Linked DNA regions of Homo sapiens: region 1 is linked to region 2. A link is a loop called in an ENCODE intact Hi-C map of the cell type or tissue named here. Cell type or tissue: PC-3. All regions are shown on one strand.

The links. Hi-C counts contacts between places; a loop is a spot of excess contacts. Peaks named below come from ENCODE experiments on the same cell type or tissue, not always from the same donor. Only the 100,000 strongest peaks of a DNase experiment are listed, where the experiment ranks them.
Region 1: it touches region 2 in a loop (3-fold over the local background); 3 of 110 quality-filtered maps call a loop at or near these places.

The regions. Positions count from the first base shown.
Region 1 is chr3:71,464,150-71,472,149 of GRCh38, reverse strand. All of the region lies in intron 3 of FOXP1 (forkhead box P1), which reads left to right. Among named protein-coding and RNA genes, the nearest start is that of MIR1284, 74 kb to the left of the region's middle. In PC-3, no CTCF peak of the experiment used is centred here; no DNase peak of the experiment used is centred here; H3K4me3 peaks cover 565 bases; H3K27ac peaks cover 343 bases.
Region 2 is chr3:71,527,925-71,535,924 of GRCh38, reverse strand. The region is part of intron 2 of FOXP1 (forkhead box P1); the gene reads left to right. Among named protein-coding and RNA genes, the nearest start is that of MIR1284, 10 kb to the left of the region's middle. In PC-3, no CTCF peak of the experiment used is centred here; DNase peaks (open chromatin) are centred at 2,614 and 3,044; H3K4me3 peaks cover 1,382 bases; H3K27ac peaks cover 1,914 bases.

The DNA of each region.
Region 1 (8,000 bases), 64 kb after region 2:
TATAACTCCTCCCCCAACAAAAATATGACCCTAAAGGCAATGAAGCACACAAAACATAATGAAAAACTATAAAACGTACCTTCTAGCATCGACTTTTAGTGACTCACTGACTTCATAATAAAATGTAAATGTAATTACATTTGGCCATCTTCTACCATTAGGCAAACTGGAGGAAGAAGTACAGGGAACCTCTCCCAGTAGGGCTGTAGAACAAATTCAGATAAATCTTTAAACCTGGGAGTCACCTGGTGTTATGCTGCCGGGTCTTTCTTGGTCTGCTCAGATGGAACCACTTTGAATCATCAGAACATGGAGTTATCATTTTATTCACCTGGGAACGTGGTAAAGCTGCCGCTGTATTCCAGGATTATATGATTCTTAAGATATTGGTGATTCATAAAGTGACACAGTAACAAAACATGTGGGGTCCTTGAAGGTATGGCTTTCAGGGTGGACTGTCTCATTTCTACCTTTTTTTTTCTTTTCTATCACTTGAGTATTCAATTTGCATGTCCGCTATAAACGTAAACTTAGCCTGTGTTCCATCTGAGTTGAAAAGAATGGAACATTGTTATAGTTTTGCCTAAAAGGAAGGCCCTGCAGTTGTTTTGAATCCTTTGTGGAATGACTAGAAGGTGTATACTCAAAACATTCGTTTGTACTCTGGGTGATTATTGGTGGGATATACCATTTTTGTGTTATATTGGGTACAGTAGAAAAATCTGAAAAGTGTGACCTAATATTCCCATTGACAAACCTCAGTTATTTCGCCCTGTTCTTTTCCTTTATAACACTTGTCAAAGTTTATAATTATATACATATAATTAATTTTTGGTGTATGTTTACTATAACATATAATAAACATAAAAGTGTACTTATTATACTATATAATTTATATATATAATTAAATATGTGTATTTGTGTATGTTTATTCAATGTAAACTTTTCCCCTTTGGGGTGTAAACCTCATAAGAGCACAGACCATGTCAATTTTTGTAACCATCTAGCACACAGTAGGATGCAGTAAATAGTTGTTGAATCAATGTTTTGTCCAAGCAAGGAAACAGAATAATAATGGTGAACATGTATTTAATATTTAATGTAGCAGATTCTTTGTGAAATGCTATACAGGGATTATCCCACTTACCCTTGCCACAAGTCTTTAGGTGGTCACTCTCTAACTGCTCCCATTGTAGAGGTAGGAAGCTGAGGCTTAGGAAGGTTAAGGCACAGACTCATGGTCACGTGGGTGCAAGTACCATTCAAATCCAGTTCTGTCTGTCTCAGAAGCTTATGCCATTCAAGACTAGTTGATACACTGAATAGTTGAAGTTTATGAGATCTCCTAGTTCAGCAGTATTTCTCTCTGCAATATTCAGTGTTTTCTTTTCTTTTCTTTTCTTTTTTTCTGGAGACAGAAGTGTTGCTCTGTTGCCCAGGCTGGAGGGCAGTGGTGTGATATCTGCTCATTGCAACCTCTGCCTCCGGGTTCAAGCAATTCTCGTGCCTCAGCCTCCCAAATAGCTGGGACTACAGGAGCGCACACCACGTCTGGCTAATTTTTTGTATTTTTGGTGGAGACGCGGTTCACCATGTTGCCCAGACTGGTCTTGAACTCCTGAGCTCAGGCAATCTGCCCTCCTCAGCCTCCCAAAGTGCTGGGATTAAAGGCGTGAGCCACCGCACCGGCCTCAAACGTTGTTTTTTAAGGAAAGCCATTAGGATTTGACTCAAGTCATTAAGAAAGAAGAATTACTTATGAATAACAACAATAATAGTAACACACATTCTCTTAGCTGTGTATTAGGTATTCCACTAAGCTCTTTGTACAAATTAACTGATTTTATCTGTATAACAACTCTATGTGGTAGATACTGTTATTATTCCTGTTTTACAGATGAAGAAACAGGCTCAGGAAGGTTAAGGAGATGTTAAATAACTTACCCACGGTCACACAGCTAGAATGTAGGAGAGAACACATTAATAAATTACTTTAGAACTTCTTTCCAAAGGACAGTAGGAGCTAGAGACTCAAAATTCCTTTTTTATGTTTTATGAATATTTTATTTTTATTAATTTTATTTTATTAATATTTTATTTTATTTTATCTGCAATATTTTGAAATCAGGAGGCAGTTGGAAAGCGAGAGGAGAGAGAGATCACCAGGGCTGTGAGTTTTTAGAGTTCATAGATTACCCCACATGAGGCCATTTCTGTCCTACAGACAGGATGCTGCCTATAGGTGTTGCTTTGAATTTTATCTATAGGCATAAGACCAAAGAACTTGCAGGGATGTGGAGAGCTACTGCACATCATCTGTGTGCAAAATTCACTGGGGGGGAACTGATATTTGAGAAAGTTCCAGTGAAAAATCGGGCTTTCAGTTGAGGGTGGTCTGCAGCTTTTACGGTTTTTAGCTCCCTGGCTTTCCATTTTGGCTTTTGCTTCTTTTCCTCCCTCATTACATTCAGCAAGGAAATGGACACTCTAATATGATCATCAAAGCCCAGCTAAGATTTCATAATTACCAGTTGGTAATCCATGTGAATTTCTGTGTGGGCTAAGTCACTTAGTAGATGTTATTTTCTTCATCATACTCCCATTTGGATCCCAGGAATGACTCAAGAAATTTGCTTCTTTCCTCAATTAAAATGGAAACAATTTTGCAACTGTTTGTTTGAGGGAAGACTGGCTTTACAAGAAGGTGACTTAGAAGGGGTGGTTTTCTGGGAAAGAGATTAAACTATAGAATGGTCCTGTGTGTTTTAAATAATGCTGACATATTTTGTTGATGCTGGCTATTTTATTTGATTGCTATCCGTTCTGAAGTCTTCCCCTCCTTTTTCCTTCTTTGAAATCTGTTGGTTACTATGGAAACAGTGTTGTTTTGGGTTTGGGTGGAGCTGTATCCACAAATGCAGTATAAAGTCATTTATAAAATGGGTTAATATTTATTCTGGCTGGGCATATATGGAACTTGATGTAATGATAATCATGATCACACATGCAGAATAAATTTGCACTTTTATTGTTATTTTCTTAGTCAGTCTAAATGTGTGCCATTTTGCTTGGAATGCACTGTCATTTCCTCTCTGATTTGGATATTGCCATTTACAAGGCAACACCCAGCGCCGGTGGAATTGCTCTGAGTTGGAAGTATTCGACAGGCCTCAAACATCCCTGGGTCCAAATTCTCATTCAGGAGAGTGACTCCTGAGATATCTTTTGTGTCTTGCTCAAGCACCCACATGCCAACGTGGTCCTGCTCGTTTTTCTCTTTCAGATCTTCAGTCAAGTGGAGTTGTCTGGTGCTTCTCCTTTCACACTGATGCTTGTGTCAGCAGTGAAGTGCTGTTCTTAAAAGCCTCACATGATTCAGGATGTATTAATGAGAGTCCATGAAAGAGTCACGGCCAGTGACTTGTCCAGGCCCCAGGGGGAAAACAAGGAAAGGGTAGGGATTTGGGAAAGGCTGTAGAGGTGATCCATGGCAATGATGAAAGGGTGGTGAATGGGATCTTTTTAGAACGGTTAAAGGAATGGAAACTACTTAACATATAGAGGAGAAGCCTGGTTTGGGGGTGGGTGGGAGTTTTAATGTCTTTATACATAACAAAAGGAATTGTAAGCAAGGGGCTGTTCACCCCGCTGTTCTCCAGAGACCTAACATTAGAAAGGTATCACGTGTCGAAGAGCAGGTGAGATCCCTGTGTGATGTGAGAACATGGCAAGAGTCTTTCAAGGTAGCCCGACTCTGGAACAGGACAGTCACACCAAGGAGAAATGTTGGGGTCCTTCACCTTCACGTCAATCAGGCATACTTATTGACATTTGGTGGCTGATTTGCAAATCCTTTTTGAAGCCAAGCAATGACTTAGATGACCCTTTGGAAATTTCTTACAGACTCCTGAGTTCAATTTATGTCATCATATCGTGATTGAATTTTTGAAATTCATTTTTTCAAATGTTTGGACAGGTATTTTTATCTCACCAAAAATGAATACAGGAATGTGAAAGAAAAAAAAAAACATTGCTTCTCCAAGGATTAAAAATCCCACCTAATGAGGACTGTTGGAATGATCAGGTATCTTGATCTTATATTTAACAATGCTGTGACCCTTTATGGTACCTTAAATAAGGGTGGATCTACTTTTCCAAGTCCATTCAGCTAAGAAGAGTTTTGGTAGATCATGAATAGACTTGTAACATATTGGAATCTGTGGAACCTTGTAGATTGTCAGGATTGGTGGCTCACAAAGCACGGTCCCTGTACTGCAGCATCAGCATCATCTGGAAATTTGGTAGAAGTGCGTTCATGGGTCCTATTCCAGACCTCCTGAATCAGAAACTCAAAGAGGGAGATCCAACGATCTTTGTTTTAACAAGTCTTTCAGTATGAGAATTACTGGGCTCCACCATCCCTCATTTACTTAGAAGATTAGCATAGTAATATAAAGTTTTGGGCTAATTGGCAGTCTTTGTCATTGTTGCCATGGTGACCAATTAACCTGGCTCAGGAAAAGGAAAGTTTTTTTAGCCACAGGCTACCCCCAACTATCTTATAAAGACGTTTTCTTCCTTTAATACAAGAGCTGTCGTGGCATGGCTGAGGACACACCTTGAACAATAGTAAGGAGGAAGTCCCTGGATAAAGGGCCGCCGTGTCTTAGAATAATGTATTAAAATCATTTTCATCAGTCATTTCTTTTTGGGGAGATTCCATTTGTCCACCACCCACCCACCTACCCATGTATCCTTCTATTAACTTGTCTTTTCATCCATCTACCCATCCAATCATCCAACAATTCTTTGCTGAAATCCTACTTCGTTCCAGGTACTGTGTGGTGAATGAAGCAGAAGGAAGAAATTTATCATCCTCTGAACGTTACTGGTATATAGGTATATATGTGTGTGTATGTATATATGTATGTGTATATATATGTATGTGCATAGGCATAAGTATGTATGCATGTACGTGTATGTATATATACGTGTATGTTTGTTATATACACATACATACACACACACGTACACACACATATAATAATGTTTCCTTTTTCTCAAGCTCGCAACATCTGTGGTGCCCAAAGCCCAAGTACCCAGTCACCTCCTTCAGCATTTTTTTCTTTTTGTTTTTCTGGCCTTGGGCTGGCTCCCCAACCCACTAAATTCTCCTGCAGTAACATGAGTTTTCCCATTGAAGCTAAGTGTTCATTAAATTGTAAAGACAAACAAAACGTATCCAAGGATAAGTATCACTTGAGAAACACAGATGTCATCATTCCTGGCATGTGTCTGTGTTTAGAGCTTGTACCTGCGTCTCTCATGTAGAACTATATGGTAAGGAGAGGGAAGATGCAACCCCCTGCCCTAGGCAGTGCTCTTTGTGACCTTCCCGATGGTCGGATATATCTTTCTACTTTCTCCCTGTAAACTCTGGGGTGGGGCTCACGTCCCTGCACTCAGCGCTGAGTCAGCATCAGACTCCGCCTCCATTGTCCAGTGTTGTTTTCTGCACCCACCCCCTAAGCTATTTTCTCAATGGAAGAGGAAGGAAAAAAAAATTCCGCTGAAAACAATCCAATCCCGATCAGATTCGCATAGCATAATAAACGCTTGTTTGGACATTGCTTGGACTGTCATTTTAGCAAGAATCTTCTGTTTGATTAAATAGCTTCTCTGTTATGTATTGAACAAAATGAAATGTATGTCATAACAGATATAACTAGATGATGACAACTTTCCTTGACTGTGAATTTCATTAAAGATATACATTTGTGTTGTATCCCTTTGAATGACAGAAGTTGACAAATAGCTGGGGAAAGTTGTTTTCTGGAGAAAAGTTAGCAGCTCGCCTGTTCAGATTTTTTCCAGCCCCAAGACAAAAATAAGGGCAGGCCAGGAAAGCAGAGAGGTTGGGTACTGTCGAGCAGCAGTCAGTGGTGGAGAGAAGGCAGAGGAAGCGTCCTTGAAAGGTCTGGGGCAGGCTTAGGATGGGCTGGCATCTGTTTCCAAGGGGTCTGTACGCACTTGTGCCTGGTTGCCAGCTTTATAAGTGTTTCGTTTTATCTGTCCAGCATGTTGCTTAGATCAATGGTCCCCAACCTTTTTGGCACCGGGGACTTGTTTCATGGAAGACAGTTTTTCCATGGATGCGAGGGGTTGGGGGTAGTGGTTTCCAGATGAAACTGTTCCACCTCAGATCATCAGGCATTAGTTAGGTTCTCATAAGGAGTGCACAACCTAGATCCCTCACATGCACAGTTCACAATAGGGTTCGCCCTCCTGTGAGAATCCAATGCCGCTGCTGATGTGACAGGAGGCGGAGCTCAGGCTGTAATGCTTGCTTGCCCTCTGCTCACTTCTTGTGCATCCGGTTTCCTAACGGGCCATGGGCTGGTACGTGTCTGTGGCCTGGGGGTTAAGGACCCCTAGCTTAGATGGATGGAAAGATGGATTTGCTCTTTTTTTAAACTCTTAGAGCACCTCCACTGTGCTAAGACAACAATGAGTGAAACCAAGCACGGACCCTGCCCTTGTGGAGCATTGCATGAATAAACGTGAGGTTTCAGTGCCATCTTCAGTGATGTAAAACAGAGGCTGTGGGACGTGCACAAGGTTAGATTTCACAGAGCAGGGAGTTAGACGGCTTAGGTTAGACCACGTCCTGGCTGTTCCATCTTAAGCAAATTCCTTAAGCACCCAGTGCCTCAGTTTTCCCATCTGCTGAGTGGAGATCATATTAGTCTCCACTTCATAGCATTGTTATGAAGAAGATGACAATTCTAGCCTGGCCCTCTTCTTCTTCTTCTTCTTCTTCTTCTTTTTTTTTTTTTTTTTCTGAGACAGAGTTTCACTCTTGTTGCCCAGGCTGGAGTGCAATGGTGTGATCTCGGCTCACCACAATCTCTGCCTCCCAGGTTCAAGCAATTCTCCTGTCTCAGCCTCCCAAGTAGCCGGGATTACAGACATGTGCCACCACGCCCAGCTAATTTTGTATTTTCAATAGAGACGGGGTTTCTCCTTGTTGGTCAGGCTGGTCTTGAACTCCTGACCTCAGGTGATCCGCCTACCTCGGACTCCCAAAGTGCTGGGATTACAGGCTTAAGCCACTGTGCCCAGCCTTAGCCTGGCCATCTTCTAAGTGCTTACAATAGCTCACTGGATCCACACATGGTAGAAAACCCTATGAGGCAGGTGCTACAGTCTCCATTTTACAGATGAGGAAACTAAGGGTTAGATGTCAAGTAGCTCCTATGAGGTTATGTAAGGGGAAGGGGGGCAGTTTGGAGACTAGACTTGGGGCAGTCTGGTTTCCCACTTCTGCTTAGTCCCCTGCTTGCCACAAAGTCAGTCCTCTGTGTGTGCCACCTTTGTAATGGCTAGTCAAGGGCCTCGGCTTCCCTGAGGAAGTGACTGTTGAGCGGAAATCAGAGAGGCCACTTGTCTTCAGTCATCCCCTCACCTTGGGGGTGAAAAGGGTAGAGCAGAGGCCAGCTTGCTTCTTGGCAGTGCCTATGGAGAAGGGCTGTTTTTTGAAAGTGCCAGGTCGGGGGGAGGGCATCTTGCTATTTGGCTTCTTGACTTCCCAACTCCCAGGAGCCAGAGGAACCCTGGCTCCAGTCAACTCCCAAAGAGGCTGAGCATGGAACAGTAGTAACTTGGCCTCTGATTCACCTTCCCCCTCTCAGGAGAGCACTCCAACTTGTGTGGGGCCTTTAAGGAGACATCTCTGGGGCCCTCTTTGGAGGTCGCTGACTTTGGCAGTGAGCCGAGAGCCCCGCACTGTGGGGAGCAGGGCATTCTCTGGGGATGCTGGTCACCTGCTCCCGACTTGCAGACCTGTAGGCAGTTACCTTGTTTTCCTTCTTTTTGAGACAGGATCTCGTTCTGTCGCCCAGGCTGGAGTGCAGTGATACGATTATGGCTCACTGCAACCTCCGTCTCCCGGGCTCAGTTGATCCGCCCACTTCAACTCCCAAGTAGCTGGGACCACAGCA
Region 2 (8,000 bases):
GCCTTGGTGTTGTAGGTAGCTAACAGGCAAGCCAGGGTGGAGGGCACGGGGAGGCGTTGTGTGTATTAGAAGGATCTTGGGATATCTTTAGGACTCTGGGATGCCGCCATATCTCAGAGTGGGGCAGAACCAGGAATGGGAATCACCAGGAGCCTGAACAGAGTTCTCTAATTTCTCATCCCTGTTTCTTTCTCTTCTTTTGAGACAGAGTCTCCCTCTGTCACCCAGTCTGGAGTGTAGTGGTGCGACTGCAGCTTACTGCAGCCTTCACCTCCCAGGCTCAAAGATCCTACCTCAGCCTCCCAAGTAGCTGGGACCACAGGTGCACGCCACCACGTCCAAGCTAACATTTTGTGTTTTTGTTGTTGTTGTTGTTGTTGTTGTTAGAGATGGGTTTTTGTCATATTGCTCAGGCTGGTCTCGAACTCCTGGCCTCAAGTGATCCACCTGCCTTGGCCTCCCAAAGTGCTAGGATTCCAGGCATGAGCCACTGTGCCTGGCCTCATCCCTGTTTCTCGCTGCATATCTCTGCTTTGCCACTGGCTCTCAGCAGACTCGCCCCTCTGCTTCTCAGGCCATGACCTGCTTGCCATGAATTCTGAGTGGACCTATTAAGTTCTCCTCCAGTGAAATAACATCTTACCTGAAGGTCAGGTTCTGAAGTTAGCATATGAGATGAAAATTGCTTATGGTTAAAATATCCTTTCAGAGCCTTGGAAGTCACCAGTAAGCAGGGCCAGATGCACCTGGTTTGTGGGGCATGTGGGATCAAAGACCCACTAAAGGAACACAGGATTTTCAGCTCCTTTTGCTCCCGGGCATTTGCTCATCATTTGCACTATTACTAAATGCTCTTCCCTTCCCTGCTCCTTCTCCAAGCATTGGTACATGTCTTTGTGCTAGTTAAGCTTGAGTACATTGTGATTTCACTAGATCACACTCCCAATTTCAAGTTCAGTGTGAAGAATATAGAGGTTCTGGTTGGTCTAGCCTTGGCCACGTATGTGTCCCTCATAGGTCAGCTCTGGCTTAGAGTGGCTGGTTACATTCAGGAAATGCTCATACTTTTAAATTAAATTTGCAAAAATAAGAGAGAGTCTTGGAACAAATAATGAGAATGAGACCTAGAAAAGTGACAGTTGGAATATGGTCCCTGGCTGTGGTGAGCCCTTAAATAGAGTGTTTTCCAGGGTCTGCATAGAGTCACCTGTGGACTACTGTTGAAATGCAGATTTCTCAACCCCATCCAACCCCACTCTGGCTCTGTCCCATCTTCTAGAGGTTGAGCCAAAGATCTGCATTTTCAAGTAAGCAAACCAGATGAATCTTATCCACACTAAAGTTTAATTACTGCTTATAAGAGGAAGATATTGGGCTGTTTTAACTACATTTGGAGTAAAGCTTTTTAATTCTAGTGAGAAGTGGAGTTGACCTTTGAACTGGGGGTGTCTACTCATACGTGGATTTTTTTTCGACCACATGCAGAGTGAAAACTCAGTGTTGGTGAATGGGAAACCAGTGTATAGGGAGAGCCTTAGGGTTTTTTGTTGTTGTTGTTGTTGTTGTTTTTGACAGAGTTTTTGCCTAGGCTGGAGTGCAATGGCGTGATCTCCACTCACTGCAACCTCCACCCCCCCAGGTCCAAGCGATTCTCCTGCCTTGGCCTCCTGAGTAGCTGGGATTACAGGCGTACGCCACCACACCTGGCTAATTTTGTATTTTTAGTAGAGACAGGGTTTCACTGTGTTGGCCAGGCTGGTCTCGAACTCCTGACCTCAGGTCATCCGCCTGCCTTGGCCTCCCAAATTGCTGAGATTACAGGCGTTTGCCACCGCGCACAGCTGCCTTTGAGGGTTTTGCAGGGCTGACTGCAGGACTTGAGTATGCACGGATTTTGGTCTACTTACGGGTTCTGAACCAGTCCCCCAATATACAGACGGACAACTGTGATTATGCTCCTTCTCTTTTTTGAACAATTGGGCTTCCCGTGACACCAAGGCTTAGGGCTTTTTCTGTATTCATTTTGGGTTACAATCACCTTAAACCCATTTTTGAGGAAGGTGGATTCCAAAGAAATGTTGAGTTCTGTTATTTTTCCTTGTATTTCTTGTAGCTCTCTGGAGGATTGCATCATAATGGCTGAAGACTTTAATTATTCATTCAACAAAAGAATAAGATGGAGACTAAAATTTGTCTGGAGGATGTTTTGCATGTCATCCCAATCTTTGCTATTGCCCCCTTTAAAACACCCGAAAAATAATTCTGCAGAATTAAAGAGTGAGGGGAAGGATTTGAAATTGTTCACAGAACAATAATGGGGTTGGGGACGCCAATTTTCCACACAGTCGAAAATCTGGGTGTAACTTATGATTCCCCAAAACATAACTACCAGAGCTTACTGTAGAACAGAAGCTTTCCTGGTAACATAAACAGTCAATTAACACATATTTTGTATGTTCCATATATAATATATTGCTGTATTCTGACAATAAAGTAAGCTAGAGGAAATGAAATGTTATTAAGAATATCATAAGGAAGACAAAATATATTTACTCTTCATTAAGTGGAAATGACTCATCATCGTTCTTTACATTGAGTAGGCTGAGAAGGTGGAGGAAAGGGAGGGGTTGGTCTTGCTTGTGCAGGGCTGGCAGGGGTGGAAGAAAATCCTCTCATAAGTGGGCCTGTGCACTTCCAACCCAGGTTGTTCAAGGCTCAACTGTACATACCATGATAATGCATCTTGCCTAATTAACAGTTGTGAAATGTTGGAGTTATGTGGTATTTTTATTTCATATTAAGAAAGTCAAAAATATTTTTGTAGCAGTTGAGTTCTCACTGGCCGCTGCAGAAGTATTTGTTAAAACTTGTATGGTAACTTTACCTTCTGGTAGATTCTAAACTCTTTCTTTCTGATTGCAGGAGCAAGATGTATCAACCAGGGTCCTATGCTTTGATTTGGAATGTTTGAATATGACTCATGTTTATTTCCTTCAAGGATGAAGTGTGTATACCTCAGTAGATCCTGTCCCCCGCCTCGCCTCCTGAAAATGTATGCTTAAAAACAAATTATGAAGTTATTGCTAGATATGTGGTTGGAGTGGCCAGTGTAAACTTAGTTGTTGCTTACGGCACTTTCTGTTCTCTGTGGAACAGAAGGGCGGGGCAGGTGGGGAACTGGAAGAAGCAGCTTCCCTTTGCTTTTCCTGCCAAATTTAGTAAAAAAAGAAAAAAAAGAGGGAGGCCCCACCTTGTCTTCATCTCCTGTCTGCACAGTTGGGCATGGATTGGGAGGAGATCTTGCCAACACTGTGAGTTTTAATAAGTTATTTTAAAAATTTCCTACCTTAAGGAAACTCACACTGACACCAAATTAATTTTTTTAAAAAATCATTCCACTAGGACCTGTCTTGCCAACAGTTTTGGGTAAAACACTGAAGGTAAGATGACAGCCATCCAGGGAGTGTATTTGGTTTGTGGGACCATCCACTTTTGGGTGTTTGAGTAACTTCATTAATAGTTTCTTTGTGCCGGCCGTGGTGGCTCATGCCTGTAATCTCAGCACTTTGGGAGGCCGAAGTAGGCAGATCGCTTGAGCTCAGGAGTTGGAGACCAGCCTGGGCAATACGGCAAAACCCCGTCTCTACAAAAAATACAAAAATTTGGGTGTGGTGGCACACATCTGTAGTTCCAGCTACTCAGGAGGCTGAGGCGGGAGGATTGCTTGAGCCCAGGAGGTGGAGGTTGCAGTTAGCCAAGATCACGCCACTGCACACCAGTCTGGGCAACACAGTGAGACCCTGTCTCAAAACAAAAGAATTTTTTTTCTTTGCTGTGCCAGGTGATGGAGGAACTTTTGCAAGAGAGATAAAAAAGAAGACTGCCTATTAAGTCAATGGAAGCCTGTAGGACTTGAGATTTCATTGAAATAAGTAAAAGGAATTGTAGAATTGAGCATGTGGAAGTCGCATAAATGACATTCGGTTTTTTCAGAGTATTCTGAAATGGTGGGGTACACAACACATATAGTTGGGCTATAAATTTCATGCGTCCTCCACTTACCTACATAGTAAGGTAGGAAGATACAAAATCTTGGGTCTAGAACGCTGTAGTTGAAGGATCTGTCTACCTGAACACACAAACGTTCCCAGTTAAGCCTTTTCCATGTAGGTTTCAACTTGTTGGCCCATCCCAAACATCTTTGGCTTGAAGATGGTTACCTTTACCTAGTCAGAAATGATAAATCATTCCTCTCCTAAATGATCACACTGGAGATAACTGTGCAGTCAGGGAAGCAAAACAAAAAAAAGATGGTCATGAGAACATTGGCTGTTGTGTATTTTCTTCTTACTCCTAACAAGGCAGTGTGCTTTCTTTGTTTCCTCACTTATTTGTTTGTTTCCTTCCTTCTTTTTTTTTGTCCAATTTGTTCCTCAAGTAGAGCTCCTCTATTTAAACCAGGGTGGACTGGCAATATAGTGCTCTGAGGTCTTTTCCTGTTGAGGGCCCCAGTTTCTTCCCGTAGAATAGCAGTAGTTTACAGCTGTAACTGGAGCCAGGCCGATAGCTGAGTGGCTTCTTGCTGTGAGCTGCTGCCGGGCAGCTGCCTGTGCTAGTGGAAATGGCAGGCCCCTTCTGAGTGACCTTGGGCAGCGTTACCTTTGTAAATCCCATCTCATCAGGGTCCAGGGATTGAATCCTAAGCCCGGATTTGAACCGATATCTCCTACTTTGCCTGAGCATTGCACTGAGCCCTGGGCCCGGAAGAAATTATATTTATTTATGTGCGTCCCTCCTCAGAGGTGGAGATAGTGGAAATAAGGAACAAAGGTTTTATTCACACCTGAACGCAGATTTAAACATAAGGAAGTGAGAAACAAGTTTTATTAATAGCTGTGCTATTTAGATGGTGCTGTAGGAAGAATCTTGATTTATAAAATTATGATCTACTTCCATTTCCATGGTGGGGGCCCATTTGGGGGCAGAATGGGAAAGTTAGTACAAATTAGCTCAGTCTTTTTCCTTCGCCATTCCTGGATGGGGTTGGGGGGTAGTTTTCTTCAGGTTTTCATTGACCCCTCCATACAGGCTGTAGTCACATGGCCCTGGGTTCAAATCCTAATTTTGTTAGTGTACGGCACATCTCAGCTAAATTGCCCACTCTTCGTTTTCTGGTTGTAAAACTGGAACAATCACACCTACCTTGTTGTCATGAACGTTAAATGAGACAGTGCTTAGAAAGGGCTTAACACAGTATGTGCAACATAATTACTGATTTTGTGAGAAATGACCTTTGAGATTACCTCTGATATGTCAGTTCCCCTTCAGATAGGGAGTGAACAATAGAAAAACTCCTTCCTCCTGCTATACTCTCCATACAGAACACTTACGGTCACCACAATGTGTAGGGGGTTTCTTTCACACCAACTGTCTTGGTCCACTTTGTGTTGCTATAACAGAATCCACAGACTGGATCATTAATAAAGGAAAGAAATTTATTATTATTAGTTATTTCAGTTCTGGAGGCTGGGAAGTTCAAGATTGAGGGGCTGCACCTGTCGAGGGCCTTTTGGGTTATCACGTGGCGGGAGGGTGTGCATGAGAGCAAAAGAGGGCTGAGCTTGCTTCTGTAGCAATCCCACTCTCAGTAATGAACCCACTCCCGAGGTGACAACATTAATCCATTCATGGGGGCAGAGGCCTGATGACCTAATCACCTCTTAAAAGGTCCCATCTCTCAACACTGTTGCACTGGGGATTAAGATTCTACGCATAAACTTAGGGAGATGCATTCAAACCATAGCACTAACCAGTTCTCCAACACCAGCTGGGTGTCCTGTCATTCAATTCAGTTCTGACACCATCTACCTGGAGATGGCATCAGATCCCACAGGTTAAGGGCTCGGCCCCACTAGACTGCCCCTGCTTTGGACACAGGTGCCATGTTGTCACCTATGCTTCTGACCCACCGGCTAGAAATTAGAAGTTTCCTTGACCCCTCCTTGGGTTCAGTCACTAATTAGAATAGCTTACACAACTCTAGGAAACACTTAGGTTTACTGGTTTATTGGAAACAGTATTGTGGTATTACATCAAGGATACTGATGAACAGCCAAATGGAAGACAGTCGCAGGACAAGGTATGTAGGAAGGGGCAAGGAGATGCCATGCCTTCTCTGGAGGTGGCAACCCCAGGAACCTCGACATGTTCAGCATTCAGAAGCTCTCCAAATCCCATCCTTCTGAGTTTCTATGGAGGCTTCGTTATGTAGGCATGATTGATGAAATCATTGGCTATTGGTGATCAACTTAACCTTCAGTCCCTCTCCCCTCTCTGGAAGTCAGAACTTGGAGGTCAGAGGCTGGAGCTGAAAGTTCCCACTCTGCAATCATGTGGCTGGTTTCCCTGGCAACTGGCTCCCCCATCCTGAGGCCTTGCTGCAGTGCCCAGCCATGGCATACAAAAAGACAATTATCACTTTGGGGTTTCCAAAGTTTTTAAGGACTATGTGCCAAGAAACAAGGGCAGAGACCAAATATTTATTTCTTATTATGTCATAAGGAGTTTGATGCAATTTTCCAAAGAGGGCAAAGAGACTTGGGTAAGATAACACACTAGTACTTTCTTTCAAATTTTGACTCAAATTGAACTATCAACATGAAGAGAATATTGTTGTGGCTAATATGCATGTGAAGTATTGAGACATACTAACAAACTGAAAACTTTTTGTCAAGTCACATCAGCAGGAAAACTAAATCATTAGATCAATGGGCAGGAGTGTGCTTTTTCATCCTAGCTGAGTTACAGAGTCGGATGTCAGGAGGTTTGACTTTTGGTTTTCTTTTTATTCATCACAGAAAAGCCTCCTGTATTGAATTCTAAGGTGAGCCTTATAGATAGAGTACACCAGTTAGCTGGTGCAAAGTTTTGCCTTATATGGCAATCTCTTTCAAAACCAGAGATGCTTCTTAGTTTAGCATTACTAAGTTAAACATTCATGATCGCTATTCCTTGAAGATACTTCATACTTCAAGACTGTCTTACAAATCAGCTAGTAAAGAATACCCCTTTGTTTTCCTTCTTTCATACCTAACCCCCACCTTCAGGCCAAAGCTGTGTCTTTGAAGTTCTGAGTGACATTATCCATTCTTACTTGTTTGGGGTAAACTATCTTAAATGTCACATGTTTTGTATGCCTTCTTCCCATATTCCTCTCTTTTTCTTGTTCAAGTAGTCCAGCCCCCTTATTAATTTTGTTTATCCAAGTCAAGTGTTTCTTCAGAATGTACCCTCTACATAAATCAGGGTAAATGACTCCGCATCACTAACTTCAAATTGATCTGTGACCTCTGTGTTCCATGACAATACAGGAGTGGAACGCCAGCAGTCCATATCCTTTGATACTGTGAGTAAGTTTTGAGGACATTAGAAGGTCAAACATTATTTATTATTTCTTTGAGTTTGCTTGATGGCAATCACAGCTCTGTGGAAGTCAATCAAGTCTCTTGATAATTCTGTTTAGGCGGTATATAATTAGGCGTTTAAAATTAGTTAAGTGCCTGTTTTGCTATGCATTTCACATTCTCTTTGGAAGGCATGTTTACCAGATGACTTTGGGGACATCTTTTACTTCAGCTTTTCCCCGAGCTGAGAGTTTGAAAGTTAGGGAATTCTTTCTACTTGTATTACCTGTTTGTCAGCAATTTACTAGAGTTGTTTTTGTTTAACACTGAACAAATGCCGGGAGGTGTAAGCACAAACATGTTTTCATAAAGAGAACCAAGAAGAAACCACAATAGTGACTGCATTGTTGGGGATCTGCATTTTTAGGTGTGTGAGTATTTCTTAAAAAAACAATAAACCATCTATACACAAAGTCTCTTTGCTTTTTTCCTGGCATCTTGATGTCCTGTAGACACCGTGGTCTTTCTCTTTGAATGACCCAAAGTCTGTATCATTACTGCAGAATTGCTGTCTGAAAATTAAAACATGGGATAGTG